Regions from separate parts of the Homo sapiens genome. Here region 2 is linked to region 1. Evidence: read pairs that join two places in POLR2A ChIA-PET (ENCODE). Cell type or tissue: GM12878. All regions are shown on one strand. Links, peaks and the distances in the headings refer to the core of each region. The heading gives the core; the rest is flanking DNA.

Evidence for each region. ChIA-PET counts read pairs that join two places held together with the same protein. Peaks named below come from ENCODE experiments on the same cell type or tissue, not always from the same donor. Only the 100,000 strongest peaks of a DNase experiment are listed, where the experiment ranks them.
Region 2: POLR2A ChIA-PET joins it to region 1 with 7 read pairs; 2 of 35 experiments call an interaction of 5 or more read pairs at or near these places.

What each region holds. Positions count from the first base shown.
Region 1 is chr1:160,619,296-160,624,709 of GRCh38, reverse strand. It overlaps SLAMF1 (signaling lymphocytic activation molecule family member 1), which reads left to right. Exons shown (of 7, transcript NM_003037.5): 4 at 525-614; 5 at 4,861-4,934. Among named protein-coding and RNA genes, the nearest start is that of SLAMF1, 25 kb to the left of the region's middle. In GM12878, for the core only: no CTCF peak of the experiment used is centred there; no DNase peak of the experiment used is centred there; H3K27ac peaks cover 949 bases.
Region 2 is chr1:160,953,082-160,960,469 of GRCh38, reverse strand. ITLN2 (intelectin 2) reads left to right here and starts at 5,661. Exons shown (of 8, transcript NM_080878.3): 1 at 5,661-5,743; 2 at 6,020-6,083. The coding sequence starts at 5,729. In GM12878, for the core only: no CTCF peak of the experiment used is centred there; no DNase peak of the experiment used is centred there.

The sequences.
Region 1 (5,414 bases), core at 2,719-5,218:
TCTGCTGGGTTCAACCCAGTTATTTGCATGAAAGGACAACAATAGCACTATTATGTTTATTTTTAAAAAAGATAAGTAGATCTTTCTTCCTCCCAGTGTCTCATGAGAATAGCGTGAATTCACAGGGACGGCACATGGAACCATTATATTCTCTTTACCCAAAATGGATACAGGACACATTAGCAATCTTAAGATGGAGAAACTGGGCAGAGAGATTGACTTAGGAGAGATGAAGATAATTTAATGTTAGACATGTGGTAGTTGAGTTAAAAATAAAGCATTTGGATAGAAAAATCTTCATGAAATTAAGAATGTGAAAGTATAGTGAGAGAAATTAGAATAAGAAAACAGATACAAAAATTTTCAGTGGTCTAAAGCTGACCTCTAAAACCATGAAAACAAACGTCTCCCTTGGGAGAGAATGCAGAAATAGAACATGAGGCTCCATTATCCCACTTTCATGTAAGATGTTTTTAAGCTCAGAATACTTTTGAGATTGCTCTTTGACTTCTTTTTTTTTCCAGAAACAAAACCATGGGCAGTGTATGCTGGGCTGTTAGGGGGTGTCATCATGATTCTCATCATGGTGGTAATACTACAGTTGAGAAGAAGAGGTAGGTGTCTGGCAATAAATAGATTCTTATCACACTCTCTGTGGTAAGCAGGGGACCTCTCTCCACAGGCTCGGACTTGCTCTCACAACTCTGGCTTTCTGCATGGGGCCACCTTTGCAAAAATAGTAGATAAACATATCCTGGGACCTTGCTTAATTCAGTCTAATTCAACATGTCTTGATCCCCTCTACTAGGCTGTGGAAAGAAATAGAAGAGCCACAGGTTTCTAATGTGAGAGACATTATTCAGATAATTTCAGTTTAGTGTGACTAGCACTGCCATCAGGGTAAACACAGGATGCTGAAGAAGTGAACAAGAGGTTTAAGAGTATTCACTGGGAACAGAATTCAGAAAATTATTGGATCTCATCCAAAAAGTCACCAGGGTTAGAATGAAACCAATAAGGCACAATTATTCCCCTGCAGTTGAAGTGCCTAGAGGTACCATCCCCTGTCCTCTCTTCCAAATTTCCCTATGATACAATATCTCAGGGCATTGTGCTCCCCTCAGCCACCTTGACTACTACCAACCAATACTGGAGTCAAAATGTCCTGACCCAAGACCAGGAGAGATGCCCCGGCTGCCTTCCCATGGTAAGGATAGAACTTGATCCTCATAACACTGAGCTGATGACTGATTTCATTCTCAAGTAGATCAGTGTCATCTACACACAACCTTCTTAGAAAAGCCCTTACCTCAGCACTCTGATGTTGGTTTTGCATATATAAAAAAATCTAGATCATAGCACAGCGACCTACTTGTGTCTCATTTCCTCCATCTAAGAGTTAGCCAGGTAGGAGGGATGGGTGATTCAGATAGAAATTAGGTTGACAGCCTATGGGGCTCGGGGTAGGGCAATCACATTTAGCTCATACTATAAGGAAATAGTGAGATGACCCAGGATGAGAAAACTGAACTTAACTTATCCACATTAACCTACCTAGTAAAATTGCTGGGATCCTACGCCATACTCTTTCCTCAACCACACTTGGCTTATCACATGGTTGTGCTCTAAGGGAATAGTGCTCCCCATCCCACAATTCCCCACTACCTTCCCCAACACACATACCCATCCTCACCTCAACCCCATTCACCATTTGTCCCTTGTAAGTTAGCAACACACAAAACTGCCTCAAACTTGCGGTAAAATTTATATTTAGTTGCTGCACCTTTCATAAAACCTTGCTAAAGAAATTATATTGGCAGCTTCTAATGCTATAATCATCAGAATGCAGCCTGACGCTGAAGGCTTTTCAATTTCATGACTCTTTGGCAATTTCATGTCCAGGAGAATACACTGATAAAGAATGTGGGTATAGGCATTAGACAAACTTACATTCAGATGCAGATTTTGCTACTGACAAGCTGTGTGATCAAATGACTTAACTTCTCGTCTGCAAAACAGGGGTAATACTATGTACTTCATGGTATTGTGGTGGAGATTGGTATCAATACACAGAAAACACTGAACACAGTGGTTCCCATCGATGGGTGATAGATAGATAGATACATAGACAGATAGATACATAGACAGATAGACAGATCTCTTAGTGTAGATGAATTAAAATGGCAATGTGTAAGTGCTATGGCCAGGAGAAGCTGCACTGGAAGCATCTGGAAACAATACCTAGAACAGATTGAAAATATTTTAAGTCATGGTAACATAAGACTTTATGCTTCAGGTAAAAGCTGAAAAGGATATTAGATACTCTATGCCCTCATTTTACAGTTATGGTAAGAGAAAAGACCCATTGAGATGACGTGATTTGTCCAATGCCACACAGCTAATGATGGCTACAATGTAGATGTCCTAATTTTAAGGCCAAGACTTTTTCCTTAGAGCCTAAGACCTTGCTGACTTGGAGCCGAGTTAAGCTTACTCCTAAAAACCTGTTCTTGCACTGGGGAAAATAACCTGAGACTAAATTATCTTGGTCCAATGGTCCTTTTAAGCAGCAACAATCAACCTCACCTCTTCCATCTGTCTGACCATTTAGGACTGTCCTTCCAGTTCTACATTTGACTCTGAGCTGACCTGCAAGACTGAAAGTCTTTGAGGACTGTAGTCTGTTCTCTACTCTATTTGTAGCCACTACAGCACCTAGGAGAGTGCTGGGCAGGCATGTCTTACTTTGCAAACACTCGTGGGGACTAACTTGAACCTCCTCTGCTACCTCCAACTGCTTCTTGAGTCCTCCCCTCCATTTTACACACACACACACACACACACACACACACACGCACTCACGCACACTCCTCAGTCAGGATCAACTCTGACCAAAAAAGCGAAGTTGAAACCACTAGGCACACCGTGCTCATACCCACACACAAAAAATCCCATGTTGACTTTCCTTGAATTCCTGGAACTTCATCAGTGTCTGCCCCACATTTCCTCCCCAAGACTCACACCCTCACGCAGCACATTCCACCATGCTCACCACATACACACTGGGCCTTTCCCTTCCAAAGAAAAATGTGCCTCTCCTAAAAATGCTATTTCCTCAGAGATGTGCCTTTTTTTTTTTTTTTTTTTTTTTGAGATAGATTCTTGCTCTGTCACTCAGGCTGGAGTGCAATGGCATGATCTCGGCTCACTGCAACCTCTGTCTCCTGGGCTCAAGCAGTTCTTCTGTCTCAGCCTCCTGAGTAGCTGAAATTATAAGCGCGTGCCACCATGCCTGGCTAATTTTTGTATTTTTAGTAGAGACAGGGTTTCCCCATGTTGGCCAGGCTGGTCTCAAACTCCTGACCTCGTGATCTGCCCACCTCAGCCTCCCATAGTGCTGTGATTATAGGCGTGAGCCACTGCACCCAGCCCAGTTTTTTAAGAGAATAAATTAACTGGTGTTAAAATAAGTCTACCTTAAAGGCTGTGATTTTCTGGGTCCAGCCTCCATTGCCTCTGCCTGGACTTTGCAATAATCCCATAATAAACCTCCATCCTTCAGTCTGCCACTTTCCCACCATCCTTACTGCTGCATGATGTATACAAAGGATACTGTGCAACTTTAGAAAGAATGAGATAGGTCTACTGTGCTAACATGAAAAATGTCCTCAATACATTTTAAGTGAAAAGATCAAGTTACAGAGAAGTGTGTGCAGAATGACACCTCTTGTGTGGAAAAAAGTCTATATAAGTATAGCAAATATCCAAAACTGCATTGTCTAATATGGTAGTCACTAGCCACATGTGGCTTTTTAAATTTAAATTAATTTGAATTAAATAAAATTTAAAATTCAGTGACATTAGTCACAGTTCAGGTGCTCCATAGCCCCGTGTCTGTAAGCTGTATTAGACACTGCAGATATGGAACATTTCCATCATCTCAGAAAGTTCTGTTGCACAGAGCTGATCTACAGGGATATACATCAAACTTTTAAAAATGGTTTCTTCTTTTTTTTCCCACTTCTTTTCACAGGTATTGAAAAATACGGTTTCTTTTGGGAATGAAATTGGGTTGGTTAATGGAAGAAGGGGATTTATACTTTTTACTTTATACTTTATATATTTCTTCACAATTTTTATTTTATGATGAGAATAAATTACTCCTATAATTTAAAAAGAAAGCTTTTTAAAATTGGCTAAAAATTAAAATATTCTGCAACTTATTAATTTCCAGAGACCCTAGGCCCTGAGCAAAATTTCCAGATGGTGGGCAACAGAATGACATTGTTGCTTTATTTTCTAAATAGTCCCAGGTGGAACATCCCTCTTACACGTCCCCCCGCCCTTACCTCCCACACATCAATTCCCCCAGAAATAGGGAGGTGAGAAAGCTGTGAGTGAAGCAACATACTACCAGCTGGAAAATACAAAAGAGGTATAAACAACTAGCCCTGCCCTCAAAGAACTTAGAATCCTATTAGGAGACCAGATATGCACATTGAGCAACAGAGATTAAAGTAATTGAATGGTACACCAATGAGAAAAACACCTAATGCGTATTGGGCATTTGTTATGCACCAGGCAGTGTTCTAAACACTTTACAAGTGGTATCTCATTTAATTATCACAACAGCCCCGTGAGGCAGGTATTTCAAATCCCATTTCACAGATAGGCCTAGAGTGATCAAGTAACTAACCTAAGACAATATGACAAATGTGCAGGGGGGCTGGGACTCAGGGCTTTGTTTCCATTGTGCCCTTGGGGAAAGTGGGTATGCAAAGGACAGTAAAGACCAGGTCTGAGTAAGGAGCTCCTGCTGGGGACCAGAGGGAGATAACCATTATGGTTTCTTTTCACCAGGTAAAACGAACCATTACCAGACAACAGTGGAAAAAAAAAGCCTTACGATCTATGCCCAAGTCCAGAAACCAGGTGTAAGTTCTATATTTTGTTTGAGATGAACCTGTCATGTTTCCTAGAGTATTCCTGGCCAGTCTACCTTGCCTGTTGGACATTCACAGTTTTCCATCCAGAGCAGAGGAAGGTAGGGAACAGGAGTCAAGAACAAGAGTTCTCCTAAAGTCACTAAACGTCAGTGTTTGAAATAATGGGCAACACTGGATAATTTTCTGGTCATGAGTCTTCACAGGAAAAAAATGAAGAAGCTGGAAATACATACTGTATGACTCTTTCCAGCTCTGGCATTGTAGGAGTCTAGGTTCCATGTTAGTCAATTATTTCCTTTTCTAGGGAAAAGAGTGCAGGCTTGAGGAGAGAGGAGGTTTGGAAAAGCTATTGTGTGACATGTTGGACTGATCCAAGTTTAGGATTTACTAAGTGCAAAAGTGACAAGGAAGGTAGGATCTTCAAAATTCTAGCTAGAGTGTGGTTAAAGAGATGAAAGATGAGATGGA
Region 2 (7,388 bases), core at 2,466-4,965, 340 kb before region 1:
TTTTTTTTTTTTTTTTGAGACAGTCTCCCTCTGTCACTCAGGCTGAAGTGCAGTAGCATGATTTTCACTCACTGCAACCTCACCTCCCAGGTTCATGTGATTCTTGTGTCTCAGCTTCCCGAGTAGCTGGGACTACCAGCACAAGCCATCATGCCTGGCTAATTTTTGTACTTTCAGTAGAGATGGGGTTTTATCATTTTGGCCAGGCTGGTCTCCAACTCCTGACTTCAAGTGATCCACCCACCTTGGCCTCCCAAAGGGATGGGATTATAGGCGTGAGCCACCATGCCTGGCCAGATTTATTTTTTTAAACAAATTTATACAAAGATTCTACTGCAGACCAGGTCTTGTGATAGATTCCAGGAGGAGGTGGGTGGGTGGAAAAACAGAAGAGAATAACATTGATACCCTTTGCTTGTCTTCAAGATCAGGGGTTGGCGAACTCTAGACCATGGCCTGGTCTTGCATGGCCAGTGAGCTAAGAAGGGTTTCACATAAAAATTGTTAAAAATAAGCAAGCAAGCAAACAAAAAAGAAAGAAGAATATGCAACAAAGACTTATGTGGCCATAAAGTCTATTGTATTTGTTATCTGGTCCTTTACAGAAAAAAGGTTGCTGATGCTTGTCCAAGATGAGCAAATGAGGAAATTAGACATATAAGGAAATAACTAGCTCTGAACTATATATTAAAAAGGGTTATTATTATTATTATAATTTTTTTTTTGGGACGGAGTCTTGCTCTGTCACTCAGGCTGGAGTGCAGTGGTGTAATCTTGGCTCACTGCAACCTCTGCCTCCCAGGTTCAAGCAATTCTCCTGCTTCAGCCTCTGAGTAGCTGGGACTACAGGCGTGTGCCACCACTCCTGGATAATTTTTATATTTTTTGTAGAGATGGGGTTTTGCCATATTGCCCAGGCTGGTCTTGAACTCCTGAACTCAAGTGAATCTACTCACCTTGGCCTCCCAAAGTGCTGGGATTACAGGTGTGAGCCACCACGCCTGGCCTGGTCTTTGATTTTTAAAGTTAGTCTGAAATAAATATACAAGGAAGAATAAAAAATAAACTTTTTTTTTTTTCTGTGGCCCAGGCTGGAGTTTGGTGGCACAATCATTACTCACTGCCACCTAAACCTTCTGGGCTCAAGTGATCTTCCTGCCTCAGTCTCTTGAGTAGTTGGGCCTACAGGTGCAAATCTCCACACCTGGCTAATTTTTTTTTTTTTTAGAGACAGGGTTTCACTATGCTGCCCAGGCTGTTCTGGAACTCCTGGGCTCAAGTCATCCTCCTACCTCAGCTTCTCAAAGTGCTGGGATTACAGTTGTGAGCCACTGCGCCTGGCCCAAAGAAACACTTAATAAGGTTTTGCATTTGATAAACAACTATTTTATATGTACGTGTAAATGTAGGCATTAGCCTTCTTGGAATCACAATATGTTGTTAAGCTGTAATAATTTAAACGACATAGTACTCGTACAAAAATAGATGAATCGACCCTAAGTAAGAACTCATTTAATGCCTACTAAAGGCACTAATTGTGATGAAAGGCGGGGTGGAGTGGCTCATCCCTGTAATCCCAGCACTTTGGGAGGCTGAGGTGGGTGGGTCACCTGAGGTCAGGAGTTTGAGGTCAGCCTGACCAAAATAGTGAAACCCTGTCTCTACTAAAAATACAAAATTAGCCAGGCGTGGTGGCACATACCTGTAATCCCAGCTACTTGGGAGGCTGAGGCAGGAGAATCGCTTGAACCTGGGAAGCAGAGGTTGCAGTGAGCGGAGATCGTTACATTGCACTCTAGTCCGGGCAACCAGAGCGAAACTCCATCTCAAAAAAAAAAAAAAATTATGATGGAAAACAATCCATAAACAATGTTGGGAAAAAAAAATTTGCAAGATGAAGAAAGATCAATTTAGATGTTCACCTCAGATTTACATGAAAATTAATGCCAGAGGTATTAAAAATGAAATTTAAAATATCCAGAATTGGCCGGGCTTGGTGGCTCATGCCTGTAATGCCAGCACTTTGGGAGGCTGAGGCAGGTGGATCATGAGGTCAGGAGTTCAAGACCAGCCTGGCCAACATAGTGAAACCCCGTCTCTACTAAAAATACAAAAATTAGCTGGGCATGGTGGTGCGTGCCTGTAGTCCTAGCTACTCAGGAGGCTGAGGCAGGAGAATCGTTTGAACTCGGGAGGTGGAGGTAGCAGTAAGCCAAGATCATGCCACTGCACTCCAGCTTGGGCAACAGAGTGAGACTTTGTCTTAAAAAAAAAATCCAGAATTTACAAAGAAAGGTACTAAGTGGATAATAAACATTTATGAATATGTAATGGAAGCCTCAGGTCCCCTTTCTTCCAGCTACGTTTTCATTGCCATTCCCAGTAGTTCTGGTACTGCGGGAAAAATCTACTGTAGAAAATTACCCAATTCAACTGAAGAGTGCCAAGGAGACCTATTTTTCTCCTGTGTGTTTCTGCATTTCAGCCAGTTCCTGGGCTCTCATCTATTCCTTATCATCCATCTGTTTGGGGATGCCATTGTTTTTGTCTGGTTTCCTTTGTCCTGTTGTTCTTTCCCAAACAGGACACCACATCTCTTCCTTTTTTCCTCCAAAGCATTGGTAAACACCAAGCTGTTGCATGCATTCTAACTTTTATTGAGTATTTGATGGTGGAAACATGGCTTAGAGTAATTACAACAAAGGGGAGAAAACTGTAAAATTTTGCATTGGCCATTTTCATTCCTAAAATTTTTTTGGATTGGAGGAAGCGTTCATGTGTGTTTTTTAGTACCACCTGGAGTCAATTTCTTTCATTCAACTAATGCATATTGAAGGCCCACTGTGTGCCAGGCATTGTGCATAGGCCTGGACATCTGGTGGACAACCACAGACATAGATTCTGTCTCTATAAAGAAGGAGACAGGTATTAAGCAAATACCTATATAAATACTCAAATAAAAAAATTCAAAAGTTTCAGGAGAAGGAGCTTACAAAATCTTTCCAATAATAGTATCTTAGTATTCAGAGACAAAGGTCCATCAGAGTAGTATGACATCTTCCAGGTTTGTCCTCTATCCTCGTCTCCTTAGATTCCTGTCTGAGTCCAAGAGAGAGACAGACTGCAAGAGACACTGAAAGAACAGTGTCACTGAGGTCACTGAGACACCTGGAGACATGTCCTGGTCTGGTGCCCATCATGGGAGCAGTGAGGCGTTTCCCTTCTCCAGCACCCTATGAGGTGGATGACTTCCATGCCTTGAATAGCAAGAGATGTGCCGGAGGCCTGGGAGTGAGAGGAAGCAGTGCCTTAAACACCAGCAACTTGTCCCGACACCAGATCCAGCATCAGAGGCAGCAGGGATGCCAAATCATACGGTTGGTGTTCAGCTGTGGTGTGTGCCTACTGTGGTTTCAGTAGGCAGTGCTGAAAGGAGTCAGGGTGGGCTGGGAGTATGTGTGGAATGGAGAAATGTTTGTTAGCACACACAAGATGCCCCTTGGGATTATGGACTTAAAAGGGGACCAGAAGTCTCCTTACAATGGGAGGGCATGAAAGCCAGAGAAATTCCTGTCTCATTAATGCTAACTCACCATGACCCCTGGGCTGATGATACTCTAGGGAAGTATCAGTTATGTTAAAAAGAGTTAACAGGCTGGCTCGGTGGTTCACGCCCGTAATCCTAGCACTTGGGCAAGCTGAGGCAGGAGGATCAAGGTCAGGAGTTCTGGAGTAGCCTGGGTAACATGGGGAGACCCCGTTTCTACAGAAAAGAAAAGAGTTTTTTTTGTTTTTTGTTTTTTTTGAGATGGAGTTTCACTCTTGTTGCCCAGGCTGGAGTGCAATGGTGTGATCTCGGCTCACTGCAACCTCCGCCTCCTGGATTCAGGTGATTCTCCTGCCTCAGCCTCCTGAGTAGCTGGGATTACAGGCATGCACCACCACGACCGGCTAATTTTGTATTTTTAGTAGAGACCGGGTTTCTCCATGTTGGTCAGGCTGGTCTCGATCTTTTGACCTCAGATGATCCACCCACCTCGGCCTCCCAAAGTGCTGGGATTACAGGCGTGAGCCACCGCGCCCAGCCCAAAAAAAGAGTTTTTAATAATATGATGTTGATAATTGTACTGTGGTTATACATGACATATTCCTATTATTAGAAAACACACAGTTGGCCAGGCATGGTGGCTTACACCTATAATCCCAGCACTTGGGAGGCCGAGGCAGGTGGATCACGAGGTCACGAGTTCAAGACCAGCCTGGCCAAGATGGCAAAACCCCGTATCTACTAAAAATACAAAAATTAGCTGGGCGTGGTGGTGGGTGCCTGTAATCCCAGTTACTCGGGAGGCTGAGACAGGAGAATCACTTGAACCTGGGAGGCGGGGGTTGCAGTAAGCTGAGACCATGCCATTGCACTCCAACCTGGGTGACAGAGTGAGGCTCTGTGTCAAAAAACAAAACAAAATAAAAAAAACCCATACGCATTTATTTAAAGGTAAAAGCCCATGATGTATGTACCTTACCTTCAAATGGTTCAGAAAAAAATTTTGTGTGTGTGGGTGTATTTTATATACATATATCTATATATATATAGAGAGAGAGAGAGAGAACACGAAAGATAAAGCAAATGGGGTGAAATATTAACAATAGTTGAATCTAGGTAAAGGGCATATATGTGGCTTTATATTATTGTTATTTTTGCAACATTTAATAAATTTCAAATTGTTTCTAAACAGAGTTAATAAAACAATAAAATTACAGCAGGATACATGCAATAATTAGTGTTTGGACAGTGTATAGTGGGACAAAGGAAGGATCCATCAGCTTTGTCTGGTGATGGGGGTGTCAGGGAAGGCCTCATAGAGAAATTGGAGGAAAGATTGGAAGGATGATGTCTTCTTTTCCCATTTATTTATTATTATTATTATTATTATTATTTTGAGGTGAAGTCTTGCTCTGTTGCCCAGGCTGGAGTGCAGTGGAGCAGTCTTGGCTCACTGCAACCTCCACCTCCTGGGTTCAAGCAGTTCTCCTGTCTCAGCCTCCAGAGTAGCTGGGATTACGGGTGCACGCCACTGCACCCAGCTAAATTTTTGTATTTTTAGTAGAGACAGGGTTGCACCATGTTGGCTGGTCTTGAACTCCTGACCTCAGGTAATCCGCCCACCTCGGCCTCCCAAAGCGCTATGATTATAGGTGTGAGCCACTGTGCCTGGCCAATTATTATTCTTAATTAATTAATTTATTTTTCATGAGGTGTCACCTCAGTCTAAAAGGATGATTTCTTGACAGAGTTGTGTCTAGGGGGCCAGGGCATCTGGGGGAGGTGGGAGAGGGAGAACGCAGGGGAGGATTGTGACCTATCCACGAATCTGATTAGATACTGCTACATTGTATGGCCTGCCTTGGCAAAGCAGGATGCCCCTCCTCAGATGGCGACAGTCACCTGTGTGGCCAGGAACACAGCTCCCTGCTCCTCCAGCCAGTCGCACGTCCTTTCTCATTTCCACGGTCCCAGGCTCAGGTACCCTCAGAGGGAAGGGCTTCAGAGGGAGGGGCTAGCAGCCTAGGCTGCTCAGGGTTGGGCTGGGCAGGGCTCAGGTGGTTTGGCTCTCCACAGCTCTCCACATAAAGGGACCAGCACTTCACCCTTCATCAGGATCCTCTGCAGGGGAGCTCCGAGTGTCCACAGGAAGGGAACTATCAGCTCCTGGCATCTGTAAGGATGCTGTCCATGCTGGTGAGAAAAATGTTTTTGATCCATGTGTGTGGGAGCAATGATGCCAGCTCAGGTCTCAGTTTTAGAGATTTAGAGTTTCAGGGAAATGAGCCCATGGCCCCTTGGGTATTTGTAGTGTTGGACAGCCGTGGGGCATATTCCAGGAGGTTTTAGAATGCTCATGAGCCCATCACTTTCCATTTGAGGATTCCTGACTCAGAAAGGTTAGGAAGTAAGAACGAGAGGATGACAAAGGAAGGGCCAGCCAGTGACCTTGTGCATCTTGTTTTTCCTTAGAGGACAATGACCAGACTCTGCTTCCTGTTATTCTTCTCTGTGGCCACCAGTGGGTGCAGTGCAGGTAAATGGCTTCTGAGAGTAGGAGCTGCAGTTTCCTGGGCTCCCCTCTGCTGTGCAGGGCCTGGAGGGAGTAGAGCTGGGCAGGGCTCTGAAGTCAAGGGTCAAAGGGGAAGTTCTGGAGAGGCAGGGAACCCAGGCTAGGCAGCCAACTTGAGGTGTGGACTGGGTGCTGATTTCTGGCCTCTCCTGGGGTCTGGTCTGAAGCAGTCAGGGTGTTAGCTCAGGTATTTCCTAGGGCTTGATTCTCTGCTTCTGTGGCTGTGAGGGGTTCATGGGGTGAGAGAGTAAGAACTGTGTCCCTGCTCAGCTGCTCTTGTGGCCTTGGCCTTGGGATCTCCAGAGGCAGCTGGGTGATCAGTGCTGTGTCCAGGGTACACCCTCCTCTAGTCGCAGAGGAGGATATTGTGAGAATAGAATCCTCACAATTCTATTCTTCCAGTAGGCACAATAGTGATATTTTTTCATTGATACTGGGTTTATTGTTTATTTCAATCCATCAGTTAAAAAAAGCACATTTACATATGTCATCTCATTTGATCTCCATGCGTATAAAGAAGTTATTAATGACATCTTAAAGATGAAGAAAAAGGATCAGAGATGTTAAGTGTCTGCTCAAGGAGGCACTGTCATCAGGGTTTGTCTGGATTTTACCTTGAGTCCTGTAATTTTTTTTTTTTTAGACGGAGTCTTGCTCTGTTGCCCAGGTTGGAGTGCGGTGGCGTGATGTCGGCTCACTGCAACCTCCGTCTCCTGGGTTAAAGAGCTTCTCCTGCCTCAGCCTCCCCAGTAGCTGGGATTACAGGTGTGCACCACCACACCCCAGCTAATTTTTGTATTTTTAGTAGAGATGGGGTTTCACCATATTGACCAGGCTGTTCTTGAACTCCTGATCTTGTGATCCACCCTCCTCGGCCTCCGAAAGTGCTGGGATTACCGGCATGAGCCACTGTGCCTGGCCTGAGTCCTGTAATTTTACACTTTTTCCCGCTCTGCCAGGCTTTTGGAATGATTTCTAGGCTTTTAGACTTATATACATGGCCCTTCATCCACTGGCCTCTGTTAATTTTTCAGCTTTGGTTTCCAGACTTCTTTGTATTACAACATATGTTCCAGCCACAATAAGCGACTGACCTGTAGTTTTTGGCAGGCTGGGCTGGGCTGGGCTCTGTTATTGCTTCAGGCCATCTCATGTGCTTTCTTCTCTTCCTGGGGTGTACTCTCCCCTTTCCTTCCTGTCCTGTAGCCAGCTCCCATTCTCCCATCAAAATCAGCCTGCTCTGAGTTACAGCTGGTCCCTTCCCCAGCA